2 separate regions of the Homo sapiens genome follow, and region 2 is linked to region 1. The links are chromatin contacts, found by Hi-C or POLR2A ChIA-PET in ENCODE. All regions are on one chromosome and are shown on one strand. Each heading gives the region's core, a stretch centred on a gene start or an enhancer-like site at or near the end of the contact. The rest is flanking DNA. Distances are from core to core; before and after follow the strand shown.

What was found. A loop is a pair of places that touch in the nucleus more often than their neighbours do. ChIA-PET counts read pairs that join two places held with the same protein, here RNA polymerase II (POLR2A). Pooled maps may share reads with other maps.
Region 2: a map of PC-9 shows a loop between it and region 1 (5-fold over the local background). The contact joins two enhancer-like sites. A Hi-C loop is called at or near these places in 4 of 168 maps with a recorded cell type or tissue (Caco-2, Calu3, PC-9 and 1 more), 2 of 37 single-sample maps with no recorded cell type and 4 of 50 pooled maps. POLR2A ChIA-PET finds 5 or more read pairs at or near these places in 1 of 52 experiments (PC-9).

The regions. Positions count from the first base shown.
Region 1 is chr20:48,535,143-48,540,626 of GRCh38, forward strand. All of the region lies in intron 2 of LOC105372646 (a long non-coding RNA gene), which reads right to left. Among named protein-coding and RNA genes, the nearest start is that of LINC00494, 180 kb to the left of the region's middle. Within about 2 kb of position 3,454, at least 2 of the 41 ENCODE cell types and tissues checked have a DNase peak (open chromatin) inside an H3K27ac peak, as active enhancers do; they include PC-9, where a contact is called at or near this core.
Region 2 is chr20:48,618,838-48,624,037 of GRCh38, forward strand. No RefSeq gene overlaps it. Among named protein-coding and RNA genes, the nearest start is that of PREX1, 210 kb to the right of the region's middle. RefSeq lists enhancers at 80-580, 616-1,324, 2,147-2,206 and a silencer at 1,717-1,846. Within about 2 kb of position 2,699, at least 9 of the 41 ENCODE cell types and tissues checked have a DNase peak (open chromatin) inside an H3K27ac peak, as active enhancers do; they include PC-9, where a contact is called at or near this core.

The DNA of each region.
Region 1 (5,484 bases), core at 2,204-4,703:
GTCATATTTATACCCACTTTTGTTTTTGTTTTTGTTTTTGTTTGAGACAGAGTCTCGCTCTGTTGCCCAGGCTGCAGTTCAGTAGGCCATCTCAGCTCACTGCAACCTCTGCCTCCTGGGTTCAAGTGATTCTCCTGCCTCAGCCACCTGAGTAGCTGGGATTACAGGTGTGCACCACCACACTCAGCTAATTTTTATATTTTTAGTAGAGATGGGGTTTTGCCACGTTGGCCAGGCTAGTCTTGGAGTCCTGGCCTCAAGTGATCCACCTCCCTCGGCCTCCCAAAGGGCTGTGATTACAGGTGTGAGCCACCATGCCCGGCCTTATACCTACTTTTAAAAACATTCTTCTAGGGAAAGGAGAGTAACTTTTGGGTATTCACGTCATTGCCATGGAAAGGGGTATTAACTCCCGGGTGTTGCCATGGCAATGGTAAACTGACATGGCACACTGGTGGGCATGTCTGATGAAAAGCTGCTTCCACCCAAGCTCTGTTTTAGCAAGCACAGATTTTGGTCCAGTGTCTGAGCCCCACCTCTGGAGTTGAGTCCCGCCTCCTACCTCACACTTCCAGGTCCCAGGCTTTGCAGGAACCACAGCAGCCCCTTAGAGCTGTCAGGGAGCCAGGGCCAAGGCCGCATTGCCCATTCTTTGTCCTGTGAATCCTACATCCTCACTGCCTGCACAGATGTCCCCAAATCCCCACTCCAGGGTGAGCGCAATACATTCCAACACCACTGCCTGCTCTCTTCTACTCAGAGCTTCACGAATCCCAGAGTGTGAAATCTTTGCACAAACCAAACATGGCACTCGGTAACATTACATCCTATACAGTCTCTCTTGGTTCTTCCAATTACCTCAAAGAAAACATCTTGATTTGGTGCTGATGTGCCTCTCCCACCTCTCCAAGCCCAGCTTTTCATCCTTTCCAACAAAGAAAGAGAAGCCCCCAGGCTTACTGCAGAATATGGCACCTCTGCTTAAGTTTACTGTTTTTATTTTTACAGTTACCTTCCTTCCCAGCAAGAGATGCTGGTTTCACATTTACTCTGGATGATTTAAGTGTTTCTTTCAAATAAAAGTTTTTTAGTGAAAAAAAAATGGGTTTATTTAAAGAAAGCTATCAGAGATCAGCAAACTACAGCCCTGAGGCCAACTGCCTATTTTTGTAAATCAAGTTTTCCTGGGACACCGCAGTGCTGATCTGTGTATAAATCGTCTCTGGCTATGGCTGCCTGGCATTATGACAGCAAAGCAGGGCACTTGCAACAGAGGCCATGTGTCCCACAAAGCCCAAAATATTCACTCTCTGGCACTTGCCAGAAAATGTTTGGCCACCCCAGGAGCAAAGGATCATCCTGGGGAAAGTGGAGACAGTGGCAGGTGAATGATTTAAATTGAGTAAATAGGGAACCCTGGTTAGGAGCTTGGACCCCAGGGTGAGACAGCACAAGGTGAACCCCAACTCCCCTATAGACCATTGAGTCCCTTCTCGTGGAGGATCCTAGGCTCCCTCATCTGTAAAGTGGGAGAACAGGCCCCACATGAGGCTCTTGTGCAGACTGGTGAGATACTGCGTGCAAGGCATAGGTCTGTGCCTGCCGCAAGGTAGACAGCCAGTAAGTGGCCACCTTGAGTATTACCAGGGCAGGAGGTGAGAAAATCCATTTATCACCAGCTGAGATAAGAGTTGCCCAGAGAAGAACTATTCAGACTTGAGTAGGGATGTGAAGTTGAGGTCAAAGGCAGGAGGTAGAAAGGGATGGGGTTGCTAAGCAACACATCCAGATGCTGGAGGTGGCAGAAGTGGCCAAGGGACCAGGGCACAGATAAAATTACCCACCTGTGTTGCTCCAACGTCACCAGTAAAATCTGTCCGTCACAGCTGCCAGGAACATGGAATTTGAGAAGACTAATAACAAGGAAAGGCCAGGACTGGTGGCTCATGCCTATAGAGCTTCAAGAGGCCAAGGTGGGATGATTGCTTGAGGCCAGGAGTTCAAGACCAGTGCCAACAAAAAGATTGAAACTCTGTAAAATATTTGAAGAGATTTATTCTGAGCCAAATATGAGTGACCATATTAGGGGCTCATGACACAGCCCCAGGAGATCCTAGAACATGTGCCCAAGGTGTTGGGCTATGGCTTGGTTTTATATGTTTAAGGGAGACATAAGACATCAATCAATACAGGTAAGATATATATTGGTTTGGTCAGGAAAGGTGGGACAACTCGAAGGGTGCGAGGGGTGGGGCTTCCAGGTCATAGGTGGATTCAAAGATTTTCTGATTGGCAATTGGTTGAAAGTGCTAACTTATTACCTAAAGTCCTGGAATCAATAGAAGGGAGTGTCTGGGTTAAGATAAGGGGTTATGGAGACCAAGGTTTTATCATACAGATGAAGCCTCCAGGAGCAGCCTTCAGAGCTCTAATCAGGCCTAAAAAGGTCTCTTTTTTAGACTCTTAGTTAATTCTCTCCCAGGTCAGGAATTAGGCCTGGAAAGGGAAAGAGATTCTCTACAGAATGTAGATTTTTCCCACCAGAGACAGCTTTGCAGGGCCATTTCAAAATAGGTCCAATTAATATATTTTAGGGTAAAATACTTGGATTTCTTTCAGAACCTGCTGTCATTTTGTGATGTGTCACAATGCTACAAAGAGTCATTTGTCAGCCTTTAGGTCTCTGCCTTAATGTTAATGCTGGTCAGCTGTGCCTCAATTCCAACAAGAGGAAGGCATAAGCCATTCCCATCGTGCCCTGCACTCTCGTTCCAGGTTTACTTTGGAATGCCCTTTGCTGAGAGGAGGGATCCATTCACTTGGTTGAGGGCCTCAGAATTTTATTTTTTGGTTTACACCAGTCTGGGCAACACAGTGAGAATCTGTCTCTACAAAAAAAATTTTTTAAAAATTAGCAGGGCATGGTGGCACACACCTGTAGTCTCAGCTACTCAGGAGGCTGAAGCGAGAGGATCGCTTGAGCCCAGGAGTTCAAGGCTGCAGCAAGCTATGATTGCACCACTGCACTCCAGCCTGGGTGACGGCAAGACCCTGACTCTAAGGAAACAAAAACAAAAAAAAAAAATACAAGGAGGAGCCCACACCATGCTTGGATGTGTCAACCTTAAATAATGAGTTTCAGAAATTATGACTAACTATAGTGTTTGAGCTCGAAGCTTGAGGATGACCACCCGGAAGCATAGATCCAATTTGCCCTGAACATGCAAGATAATTAGCCAGAGTTACAAGTGGGTTTTTAAGGAAAAAAGAAGAGGCACTTTCTAAGTTGTTCACCAAGAATTTGCATTAAAATAACACAGACCATTGACTGGCTACACATTGTTCTTTGTATCACAAACTCCAGGAACATCAAGATAATCGGGAAGGCAGCTAGTCATGACTAAAACGCCTTTAAACTCTTGCTCCTGGGCATGGGGCCAGAGGGGTGACTGAAGTTTCATACTCATGTCTCCCTGGACCTGATACCTTCTGCATACCTAACATAGCTCAGATTTCTCTGGGCTATTTTTTTTCCCAAGATGAATGGACTCCTGCAGAAACAAGACGGGCAGCTACAAGAAACAATGTGGAGAGTTAAGAGCTCAGCAGAGGCCAGAAACGAGAGCTGGGAGGAGCAGGAAAAAATGTCAGCTTCATGCTGCGGAAATCTTGAGGATAGCTATGGACATTTGGACAGTCTACATTTGGGATTCAAACACCCAGGTTATGATGAGATTCTGTGGTCCTTTCAAGCTGGAATTGTTGGTGACCTGAACAAATTTATTGTGAAAATAACAGGAACAGGTAAGCCAGTCAGGACCCTCAGGCCATAGATACACAGACAGGGGATGTGTCCTGCATTCCATGAACACAGGGGTTCTGACCTCAGCTGTTCATCTCTCCACGAATCTGCTTTTTCCTTGAGCTTGTGTGAGATTACGCCCGTATTTGTCAGTGTTACCATCATTTGACCTGGATATGCCACAAAAGCCAAAGACTATTATTTGGAACTTGGGTTTGGGGTAAATATTTACCTTGTTACCAAATTCCTCCCTTTGGTCCCCACTTCTTCCTGAGTCATGCCTGAGGCAGTCCCTTTCTGGAACCCTCCAGTTATCTGCACCAATAAATCCTTTTTTCCCCTCAGACTGTGGGGTTGGGTTTTCCATCGTTCAGCAAATGAACAATTCCCAATTTATAGAAACCAGAGAAGGTAGGTACAATTACCCTCCCAATGTTACTGAACCAAAGCTGGGTCTGCTCACCTGGTGCAGCAAAGCCAAGCACTGACACTGAGGTTTGTAGCAAGAGAAACAAGGCTTTAAGGTAGGGCACCAGCAAGGAGAATCAGGCAGCTGATGCTTGAGATGCAAACTTCTTAGGGGCTTATAAGGAAGGGTTTTTAAAGGCAGGGGTAAGTTTCAGGAAAGGAGAAGTTGCCAGCAAAATCATAAACCAATACATGGATGTTACATATTGGTCTACCTTTAAAAAGGCAGGATATTTTGGATTGGGGGCTTGAAGGTCACAGGTGGATTCAGAGATTCTTTGATTTGCAATGGATTTAAAAAACAAGGTTTGTCTAAAATACTTAGGGTCAGCTGAAAGGAATGTTAAGGTTTGGCCTATAGGTGTGACTCTCTACAGGCCCCTCAGGAAGAGATTTAGAACAAAATTGGGGGTCAGGTTCAGTCCCAGTTCCCCTTTATCTGAGGTCTGCATGAAAACAGTCAGCATTTTCCATCTGGTGGGGTCCTAGCTCCTGAAAAACAACTCACTCAAGGACATGGGTCAAGATGTTCTCTTTTACTTTCTATAGGGAACTGGGATGGTTGAGTGTCAACTTGATTGGATTAAAGGATACAAAGTATTGTTTCTGGGTGTGTCTGTGAGAGTGTTGCCAAAGGAGATTAACATTTGAGTCAGTGGACTAGGAAAGGCAGACCCACCCTCAATCTGGCTGGGTACCATCTAATCAGCTGCCAGTGCAGCTAGAATGTAAGCAGGCAGAAGAACACGGACCGACTAGGCTTGCTGAGTCTTCCAGCCTTCATCTTTCCGCTGGATGCTTCCTGCACTCAAACATCAGACTCCAAGTTCTTCAGCTTTTGCACTCTTGGACTTACACCAAGAGTTTGCCAACGGCTCTAGGGCCTTCAGCCACAGACCGAAGTCTGCAATGTCGGCTTCCCTGCTTTTGAGGTTTTGGGACTTGGACTGGCTTCCTTGCTCCTCAGCTTGCAGATGACCTATTGTGGGACTTCACCTTGTGATTGTGTGAGTCAATACTCATTAATAAATTCCCTTTCGTATATACATCAATCCTATCAGTTCTTTCCCTCTAGGGAACCCTAATACAGGAACCTAACATCTTGTGACTCTGGCTTACTTGGGTGGCTTTTATTATTACCTTCTTGCTTAGCAGGTGACATGGTTTGGATCTGTGTCCCTGTCCAAATCTCACGTGGAATTGTAATCCCCGAT
Region 2 (5,200 bases), core at 1,449-3,948, 83 kb after region 1:
TGATGTGCACAGCCTGCGACACACAGTAGGGGTTCAATCAGCACCAAGCATCAGTGTCCCTGCAGTCCCTATGGGGCACGGGGATCTGCCTCACCTGTTAATCAGGAGGAGGAAGGCGAGTCTTTCCTTTTCTTTTTGGAGTCAGTCTCTCACTCCATCACCCAGGCTGGAGCGGAGCAGTGGTTTGATCATGGCTCACTGCAGCCTCGACCTCCCTAGGCTCGGGTGATCCTCCCACCTCAGCCTGGGACCACAGGCTTGCACCACCACCCCAAGCTAATTTTTTTTCTTTATTTTTAATAGAGACAGGGTCTCACTATGTTACCCAGGCTGGTCTCAAACTCCTGCGCTCAAGCAATCCTCCAGCCTCAGCCTCCCAAAGTGCTGGGATGACAGGCGTGAGTCAGGGCACCTGGCTCTAGACTTTCGTCGACGTCCTTTCTGGCTCAGACATTCTGAGCCTCCACCATCGGGTAGGGTCAGACCTTCTGAGCCTCTGCCATCCAGACAGACCCAGATGGATCAGAGGAGGGTGCGAGGGTGAGGGTGAGGCAGAGTGTTCCCAGTCCCTCTTTATGGCCAAGACTCTGCAAACAGGACATGGATCTGGCTTGGATAGGACACAGATGTGACAGCCCTCATGTCTCCCCAGCCTCAGTGCCCCAGGACCCCCTGCCCTCTTCCTGACAGCAGGGGATGTGAGGGAAGGAGGGCAGCCCTGCATCCCACACCCAGGCCCCCTCCCCTCCCCTGATACCCAGCAGCCACGGGTCCATCGTCTTCCAGTGTCAGCCACGCACCATGAAAACAGATACCACCCACCGGGGCCATTCCTGTGCTGTTTTTCAAAGAGCTGTTTGGGCCAAAAGCCAGCAATGCAAGTCTGTGTGCCCTGCAGGGCTGGCCCTCCTCCAGCTCTTCATCTCTGAACCTCCTGTCCCTGGAGCAGCTCATCTCAGCCCTGCCAGTGTCTGGAAAGTGCCCATCATCACCTACAGCTCTAGGAGGGCTCTGGCGAAGCACAAATCAGGACCTGAGAGCATCTCCCGTTACCCATCAGCCCCGTGGCGGTGACATGTGTCCAGCAGGCAGCAGAGCCACTGGGAGGGGCACAGGGTGGGTTGGCTCTGATTGGAGCGGACATGGCAAGAAGGATCTGGAGGTGGAAGCCAGGGCAGCAGGGCCAGCTGCAGGGTGGGGGTGCTCGGGCAGCCCAGCATGGGGAACTGGAGCCTGGAAAGTGCTGGAAGGGAAACATTGCAGGAAGCAGGAGGACAGGGAAGCACCCACCCCACATGCTGGGCAGAGGCTGGCTAGGGACCCGCCCTGGGAGTGGATGGACTTGAATCCTGGGCCCCTCTGCTGAGACCCTCAGGACTTCGGGATGGGAAAACAGAACAGCACAGGGCCGCTGCAGTGACCCAGGGAGAGGAGCTGAGCCAAGCCACCCTCACGCACCCAAGGACCTGCCCCTGGGCCACACCCCAGACAGAGCCCCGGGCTCAGGGTCTGGAGCCACACGGCCTGGGCTCAAATCCAGCCACTGTCCTTGTGAGCAAACTTTGGCTGCAATAATGGGAGGTGCAGCTGGTGAAGGCGCTGGCAGCGGAGGCATTTCCTTAGCATCCCTCTCCTAACCACCCCTGCCCCACTCCAGCCCTCCAGGGAACGCTACCAGTGCCCGGAGGGAGGCAGCTTCAGGCTTGGCTTTCGGCCTCCCCTGCCTGCAAACCCCGAGCTCCAGGCTTGCAGTGGGAGCCTCCCAGGAGCTCTGGGCAGGAGGCCCGCAAGGCTAGGCGGGGCGCCCTGGCCCACAGCGCCATCTAGTGGCCGTCACTTCCACAAAGGTGCACCAGTGACTGTGGGTTTCTGGTCACAAGCTTCGTAAGCACCCCGCTTTACAGTGCATAAGGGCCTTTCATATCCTTCTCCTCCAATCAGAAGAGAGGAAGGGAAAAAAGAGAAAAGAGAGAAGGGAAAGATCCCCGAAAGGAAAGAATTGAAAAATCGAGTCAAGCTCACAGACATATGTTATGGGACAAAGACAAATATAGAAAAGCTTAGAGAGAGAGAAAGAAAATGAGGGGGACGAAAGTAAGAAAGAGACAAATTTTAAAAAGTTTTTAAAAAGAGAGAAAAAAAGAGAAAATATTCACGGCAAGCCCAGCCCAGGAGAGGGATAGCGCCAGTGCCCATTGTCCAGACGATTCCAGGCCCCGCCTCCAGGCTGGCTCTGTCCCAAATACCTGCACCCAGGAGCCAGCCTTCGGTCTGAGTGCTGGAGCCCGGGGAACAGCAGCCTCTGGGCACTACGCGGTCCCCAGCACCACCTGCTGGACAGACAGGGCACTACACTTATCCCGGGAAGTTCCACTTTGGGGCCCTGGAGGAGACTCCTGGTACCCCCGCAAGGCAGCCAGGTGGGCGTAAAGTCTCCATTTCTCAAAGAAGGAAGCTGAGGGTCCCAGAAAGACAGAGAATCTCAGATATGGCCACTCAGCAAGTATCAGGTGTTGACAGATTCAGGAGCAGGCGAGGGTGTCTGACTTCAAAGGTCCTAGTCCAGCCCCCCATGAATGAACCCACGTGGCAGACACAGAGGTTAGAGGGGCCCGCTTGGCCACAGATGGGTGTGGCTTGCGCCCCCCGCTCTGATCACTGTGCTAACCCTGCTTTCTTCTATTAATATTTAGCCGTGATTCACCACTGTCTGGCCCTGGGCTACAGTATGGAAGGGGTGTGGTTCCTGCTCTTACTGCTGGGGGGAAGGTGGACAGGAAGTACACCAACAGTTATTTAGATAAAATCATAAAGCGGTCAACACACCCCATCGTACCTTCCACTTCCTGGGTGGCCTCTGTTGCAGTCCACGCCAAGGGGCCATCTCTGGGTCAGCACCTTTTGACAGATGAAAAAACTGAGGCTCAGAGGAATTCAACCACCTGGGCCCTGCCCTCATCCTGGAGGAGCAGAGAAGGAGAGGCTCCGAGAGACGTCAATGCGGGGCTGCGCCTGCCCCTTGATTCTCCATTGGACGGCACAGTGACTCCGGGTCACCAGGTCCTCCCCGAGCTGACATCGCCATGGCAAGTCCAGAGCTAAGGATCTGGCCGTCAGCGTGAGCAGGCCGGATGAGTGCTCGGACCACGTGGCTCCGGGGAGCTGGAGAGCTGGCACCCTCCTCAAGAAGACAGCCGCTCCTCAGCTCCAGCTGACATGTAGCCAGGTGGGAATGTGGACCAGTGTGACCAGAGCTTCTGATTTTTTCTTTAATCTTTTTTTTAAGAGGCAGGACCACACTACGTTGCCCAGGCTGGAGTGCAGTTGGCTATTCACAGGTGTGATCAAAGCGCACGACAGCCTTGAACTCCTGGTCTCAAGCAATCCTCCCACCTTTGCCTCCAAGTAGCTGGGACCACAGGTGCGCACCACCACACCCAGCTCAGAGCTTCTGATTTTCGAGACAAACTAAAAATCAGAATTCAGAGATGAAATTTGCTGGTTCATAAATATAATTCATTTTTTTAAAACACCATATCAGGAAGGAAGTAAAAAAAAAAACCCACATTTAGTTCCAAGTTTCAGCCTGGAGCCATCAGTTTGAGACCTCTTGTCTCCTGCAAAAATGTCCGCTTGCTCTGAGAGGCCCTTCGTGCTTAGTTTTATACTTGGAGAAACACATCTCGGAGAGGGAGGTGGGCCCGGCTCTCCCTCCCAACTCTGCAAGCACAGCTCTGAGCCTGTAAAGTATGCAACTTGCTCAAGGCCACAGAGAGCCGGCTGGAAACCCAAGCTGCTCCTGCCTACGGCCCCAGGAGAATGTATGTTCCTTCTGCGGGCCCCCAGGGTGGAGGAGAGGCTGAAATCGATGCTTTCTAGAAACGTGTCTGCCTGAAGGAAGACGTCCAATCCTCCCTGTTGACCTCAAATATAGATTGAGGTAACAGGTCTTCCCTCGAAGTGATTTTCCCTGGATCCAAACACTGGCCTCAGATAATTCTAAATAATCAATCCATGACTGTGCCTGAAACCCCACCAGGATTCCCTCTTGCCTGTTAGAGTATTGAGTCCTTTGAAACCTGTAACTGAGAGACGCGAGGATCTCTCTCTGGGAGGGATCCAATCTGGGCCTTCAGAGAATGTAATCTGCAACAGGTTAGTTTGGAAGGAAAAGAGACTGAAAGAGAAGGGGCTCGAGTGTGAAATGGCAGGGCTGGGTGCAGCACCATGGTACAGGGGAGTCCCAAGGGTGGCCATGACCCAGAGGAAACTGTCATCGATTTCAGCATTTTCCAAAGGATTGGAAATCGGGAAAAGATGGAATAAAGAAGAGGCCATACGCAACATACCGAAACCCGGTCTCTATAAAAATTTTTAAAAATTAGCCAGGCATGGTGGTGTGTGCCTGTAGTCCAGGCTACTTGGTAGGCAGCATACTGAAACCTGGTCTCCACAAAAAATTTAACAAATTAGCCAGGCGTGGTGGCACGTGCCTGTAGTTGCAGTTACTTGGGATGCTGAGGTGGGAGGATAAATTGAGCCCAGGAGGTCGAAGCTTAAGTGAGTCATGATCGCGCCACTGCACTCTACCCTGGGTGATAAGAGCAAAAGACCCTGTCTCAAAAAAAAAAAAAAAGGACGAGGGGGCACAGGGCTGGCACAGCAGAACAGGTCTGCAGCCCAGGGAATGAGGTTTCTCTGACTATGCAAACAAACCCAGGCAGCTTCATAAAGATCACCTGGGCCCAGGCAGGTGGAGAACCTGCTGACAGCCTAGGATGCAGCCACCAGGCCCAGGTGTGCACGCAGACTCTCTATTCTCATTGGTGCATTTCACGTCTGCCCAATAGGCCTGTTTGTGGCCAGCGTAAGTTCTGGCTGACTGGGGGTCCGGCACGACCATGTTGTGGGTATTTTGAACTCCACTCCCGCCTGGATCCAACAGGCCTTGCAGGTTGGAGCGAGGAGGATTCTATGGCACCCCTTGGATCCACACTGTCCCCTCAGCACAAGTAAGCCACCCAGGAGGAGGTGTGGAATTCCTGGGAAAACAGTCACTTTTTCCTACCTTCACAGTGAAATGGGAGCTCAGAATCCAGGGGGGAAAAAAGCTGAAATATCAAATAAGGCCTGTTATTTTCCTGTATACCTGGGTTGCAGGCAATCCGTGCAACCTCGGGTCGTCCTCAGCAATCACCCC